Regions from separate parts of the Homo sapiens genome. Here region 1 is linked to region 2. The links are chromatin contacts, found by Hi-C or POLR2A ChIA-PET in ENCODE. All regions are on one chromosome and are shown on one strand. Each heading gives the region's core, a stretch centred on a gene start or an enhancer-like site at or near the end of the contact. The rest is flanking DNA. Distances are from core to core; before and after follow the strand shown.

What was found. Hi-C counts contacts between places; a loop is a spot of excess contacts on that map. ChIA-PET counts read pairs that join two places held with the same protein, here RNA polymerase II (POLR2A). Pooled maps may share reads with other maps.
Region 1: a map of A673 shows a loop between it and region 2 (4-fold over the local background). The contact joins two enhancer-like sites. A Hi-C loop is called at or near these places in 6 of 168 maps with a recorded cell type or tissue (A673, Calu3, OCI-LY7 and 3 more), 5 of 37 single-sample maps with no recorded cell type and 6 of 50 pooled maps. POLR2A ChIA-PET finds 5 or more read pairs at or near these places in 7 of 52 experiments (PC-9, Panc1, WTC11 and 4 more).

The regions. Positions count from the first base shown.
Region 1 is chr18:59,056,012-59,058,711 of GRCh38, forward strand. It overlaps the pseudogene OACYLP. Among named protein-coding and RNA genes, the nearest start is that of SEC11C, 83 kb to the right of the region's middle. Within about 2 kb of position 1,365, at least 5 of the 41 ENCODE cell types and tissues checked have a DNase peak (open chromatin) inside an H3K27ac peak, as active enhancers do.
Region 2 is chr18:58,944,927-58,947,626 of GRCh38, forward strand. The region is part of intron 5 of ZNF532 (zinc finger protein 532); the gene reads left to right. Among named protein-coding and RNA genes, the nearest start is that of ZNF532, 81 kb to the left of the region's middle. Within about 2 kb of position 1,390, at least 3 of the 41 ENCODE cell types and tissues checked have a DNase peak (open chromatin) inside an H3K27ac peak, as active enhancers do.

The sequences.
Region 1 (2,700 bases), core at 115-2,614, 110 kb after region 2:
GCCCTGTGGAACATTCTGGAAGAACTGAGCATTGGCCACCTTGATAGCACATCCTGGTATTGGTTTTCCCTGCTTCCCTGTTCTCCTACCCTATCCCTCATTCCTACACCCACGTGAACTACCTGCACCCGGACATTTGTCTCAGGCTCTGCTCCTCAGTTGAAGGCGTGCCTGGTTCCCCCTCTGCATTAGTCCGTTTTCACATGCTATAAAGAACTACCTGAGACTGGGTAATTTATAAAGAAAAGAGGTTTAATTGACTCATGGTTCTGCAGGCTGTGCAGGCTTCTGCTTCTGGGAAGGCCTCAGGAAACTTACAATCAGGGCAGATGGGGAACCAGGCACATCTTAATATGGTGGGAGCAGGAGGAAGAGAGCAAAGCGGGGAGGTGCTACACACTTTTAAACAGCCAGATCTCATGAGAATTCACTCACTATCACAAGAACAGCAAGGGGGAAATCCATCCCCACGATCCAGTCACCTCCTATCAGGCCCCACTTCAACACTGGGGATTACAATTCCACATGAGATATGGGCAGGGACAAAGATCCAAACCATACCATCCTCCTTCTCGATCCTCTCTCCCCTGTGCTTGGAGTGGGTCCACCCCGTGTCCCACCCTGCCTTTGACAGTCCTCTCTCCCAAATCAACCACCACTTGTATCCATATCGGGTTTCATAGATGACAAGGGACGTTCCCAGGCATGGACTCCTTTTGAGCTGCATAGTAAGCCTCAGGGTGGGCAGGCGAGGATGCGATTACTGTTCCTGTCTAGACCAGGAAACTCAAGCTCAAGGCCCTGCCCGGTGTGGCACAACTAATGGATGGTCAAGACCGAGGCTGCCTCAGGTCCTCCAGCCCCAGCCCCGCTCTCCCTGCCACTCATCAGCCTCTCAAAAGCAGGGCCTCTCAAAAGCAGGAAGTACCTCTGATGGTCAGGATTTCCAGCCTTTCGTGCCATAGGAAGCGCATGTGTGGGGCAAGAAACTGAAGGGCACTCCTCTCCGTATCCTCTCTTCTTTGCAGGAGTACACAGATCCTCATCCTCCTTGGGGCCATGCTGTTCTTGGCATCTTTCACAGCCACTGCTCTGATCACCTTGGCATATAAACTTCCTGTCGTGGCTCCATCAGAAACCAGGTAATGCGGTTCCCCAGCCTGCCCCTTTCTGGCCAGGACTTCCCGGGGAGGGCTGCTGAATGCCAGGCTGTTCACCCTGTGCCCTTTGGTTCATGGAAAAAGTGGGTATGAAACTTTTGGTCTGGATGGGAAAGCTGATTGCCTTCTTGCTTCCAAACTTCTGAACCTTTCAACCTGCACTGGTAGGTCCTCTCTGAACTCAACGTTGCCCATTGAAACGCTTCCCAGAGGAAGGAGCGCCCCCATGTGGCTGTACTGTGTTTCTCCTCCAGCAGCCAATTGCTGCTTGGTGGCTCTGTTGGATGGAGAGACTGAACCTACCTCTTCAAGGTCACACAACTAGTAGGTGGCACAGGTGTGATTTGAACTTAGAAGCCAATCCACAGTGCTATTTCCCCTCCCCAATGAGGCATGTATGACACTTACACAGGAAAAACTGTTATGATTACCTGCTAATCTTCTCTCAATGCAGTGACACAAATGAAAATCAGATTATGTCAGTCATCTGCTTGAATTCCTCCAGTGGCCTCATTGGTCACCCTCCTACCTGCTGACACTGGACCAGCCACACCAACTCATCTCAACGCACCAAGCACGCTCCCCGAACCCCCTTCCCCACCCTCCCCAACCCGGGGCCTTAGCACTTGCTTTTGAGCCTGAATTACTCTTCTGTTAAAATCTAAGATCTTGGCAGGGCTTTCTCCTTCACATCTTTCAGGTGTCTGTGCAAATGTCACCTTCTCAGAGCAGCCTTTGCCGATCTTCCAAAATAAAATGGCCAGAACCGTTCCTGGTATGTGAGTGTTCCATGTGAATCTGTGAGTGGGTGGCATATGAGAATAAATGAATGAATTGGTGACAACATCCCAAGCCTCCTGACCAGGAGACTATCATGCCCTTCCCATATCATGGCATGGTGAAGTGATTGAGGAGGAGGCTCACTCATGTCCAGCCCAGCGGTTTTCAACCCTGGCCACATATTAGAGTCACTTGGGAGCTTCTAAATCTACTGATGCTTTCATCCCCACCCACCTCCGAACAATTGAATCAGAATCTCTGGGCATGGGGCCCAGGCAGCGGACTTTTGTAAGCATTCCCAGGGTGCTTACAAATTCTAATTTGCAGAATAAATTCTTATGTGCAGCCACAGTTGAAGAACCATACGTCTAGTCCTCAAACACCTTCCCTTCCTCCAGTGGTCCCTGCATGGGCAGCTAGGGGCTGAGAGTGCGTCTAGCTTCAGTGGGGAATGGTGATAATTTTAACGGTGATAAATTTAAAGCAGGGGTTCTCAATCTGCCTTTGGGAAACTCAGGAGAGTTTTAAAATTTCTAGTCCCTGAGTCCATGTGCAGAGATGATGATTCCCTGGGCTTGGGTATAACCTGGATGCCTCCCGTGAATGGCACTGTTTAGGCAAAGCTTCTCAGCCTTGAGGGGGTATCAGGGTCACCTGGAGGGCTTCTTAACACACAGATGGTTGAGCCCACTGCCAGTAGGTCAGGGTGGGGCCCATGAGTCTGGGTTCCTAATAAGTTCTCAGGTGATGCAGGTGTTTT
Region 2 (2,700 bases), core at 140-2,639:
CTTTGGTGTGTTCTGCTCTCTTCCACAAAAGGAACTTGTGTAAGTAACCTCCGTGCAGCCCCCCAGTCAGGAAGTCATTGTTGATTACAATACCATCCAATTCATTGACTTCATCCAGATTCCTCCCAGTTGTTATGCGTGTCTTTCTCCTCTCTGGTCCGAGATCTTATCTGGGTGTACATTTTGGATTTACTTGTGCTGCCTTATCAGTGTCCTTCCGTCTGAAGCAGTTGCTCAGTGTCCCCTGTTCTCATGTCTTTGGCCGTCCAAAAGGGGACCCAGGCCTCTCCTGTGGCTGACCCTCACTTGGTCTGTCACTGCACTGTCATTGCTGGACTCAGGCATGTGCTCTTGGTGGCAATGCCTGGGCCGTGATGCCATGCTTTTCTCAAAGGATCACTCTGGGGGCAAGGGCGACATCCACCTGTCTTACAAGGTAGTGGTGATGCCACCCTTCATCATCGAGGCGAGGCAGTTTCTCCATTATAAAGTCACCATTTTCCCTTTTATATCTGTTAGTATTTTGTGGGGAGGGATTCTAATATTACACCAACAACCTGCTCAGCCTCCTCAGAATGATAGCTACGTAAATAGATGGTCTCCTGTTTTACACTTCCTGTTGTTAAGACAGCACGTCCAAACAACAGAATCCCTCCCCAAAGGAATGTAGCATGAACAAAATGAGCTGTGGCATAGCTGTGAAATAGTGATTTCTCAAAATGTGAAAATTGAGTTCTCAGCAATTTCTTAGCCTAGCTAGTAAATCTCAGTTCTTTTCTTGAGGCTATCCTTATTTATTTATTTATTTTTTTTTTTTTTTGAGACGGAGTCTCCCTCTGTCACCAGGCTAGAGTGCAGCAGCGTGGTCTCAGCTCACTGTAACCTCTGCCTCCTGGGTTCAAGCGATTCCCCTGCCTCAGCCTGCCAAGTAGCTGGGACTACAGGTGCACGCCACCATGCCCTGCTAATTCTTTTTTGTATTTTAGTAGAGACGGGGTTTGACCATGTTGGCCAGGTTGGTCTCAATCTCCTGACCTTGTGATCCGCCTGCCTCGGCCTCCCAAAATTCTGGGATTACAGATGTGAGCCACTGCGCCCGGCCAAGTCTATCCTTTTTAAAACAATTGTCCTATGCCAATTACAGAAAAAACAGGAAGTAGAGACAAACAAAGCAATAAAAATACATATACTATCATCCAGCAGAGATGCTGACAATCCTATGCCTTCTCTTTCTTTTCTATGCCCTTTAAAAAATGTGATCATACCATACATTCTATCTTGTTATCTTCTGTTTTAATTTGCATGAAAATCTTTCCATGCCATTGGTATAGGTCTGTGACATCATTTTAAAAAATCTTCATATAGTTTTTTTTTTTTTTTTTTTGAGACACAGTCTTGCTCTGTTGCCCAGGCTGGCGTACAGTGGCGTGATCTCAGCTCACTGCAACCTCTGCCTCCTGGGCCCAAGCGATTCTTGTGCCTCAGCCACCTGTAGCTCCCACACCCAGCTAATTTTTTGTATTTTTAGTAGAGATAGGGTTTCGCCCTGTTGCCCAAGCTAGTCTCAAACCCCTGAGCTCAGGCAATCCACCTGCCTCAGCTTCCCAAAGTGCTGGGATTACAGGCATGAGCCACCATGCTGGCCTAGTTTTCTATTTAACCACTTATTTATACTCTTGGACATTTGGGCCGTTCACAACACTAAGCAGTTTCAAACAGGGAGGAAGTGAACATCTTTGTCACACCTGCTACGGTTAATGATGACAAATGATTAGTATACAACATTGTGCTGCATTGTACGGCCCCGAAAACCTTGTCTGCTTCTCAACACCCCCTCCCCCAAGGGTACTTGTGCTCTGCAGTAAAGTAACTAACATCTCAAGACCTTGTAAAAACAGGCCAATCCAGTTAAACTTATAAATCTTACGGGGAAAAAGAGAAAAAAGTTACATCTGTAACTTTGGACAGAGAATTGCACAGTGAGGTTTGAAGCTACATGGGAAGTCCTCTCTCAGGGCCCTGAGAGAGGGAAGGCAGGTGGTTTTAGGAGGCATTCCGTTCTTCAACTTTGCCGTAGGAATGCCAGGTAAAACCTCAACTTCTCTCTTTTCATTTCTGACCCTCACATCCAGTCAGCTTTTCTCTGACCTTTTCCTAAGCGGCTCCTTAGAATTCTTTGTGCCCATTCTCACAGTTCTCCAGAGGAAATACAGATGCCCATAGGCCCTCTCCTATGTGCCAGGGTGACCCAGAGCAGTGACTAAAAAATGGTGACCTGCTGCCATCAGAGCTGTTCTCAAATGACCGAACACACATCCATTGGAGGCAGAGGCCGGCAGCAGGGTAGACGCAGCCCTTTACCCTCTCAAGACATCTCGTGCCCTCGTTTCAGTAGAGAGTGTGGATGGGCAGGAGGGATTATGTTCAGAAGGTTCAGGTCTGCTGAATTCATTTGAGGAGGCTGCTTGTTAGTAACATATTAGTCATGGAAATAGTTTGTAGGAGACAAGTGAATATTTTAAGTCATTTAAAGCGTAAGAAACATTCAAGCATTGTTGAAATAACAGTGGTATCGATTTTATTTTCTGTTTCTTGATTTTACTGTATATTTGTTTACTGGTGTAGGGCTTCCTGTGTTAAGAACAGGTATAGAAATATTGACATTCAAATGTAAAATTGCTACTGACTCTAAATGAAAAC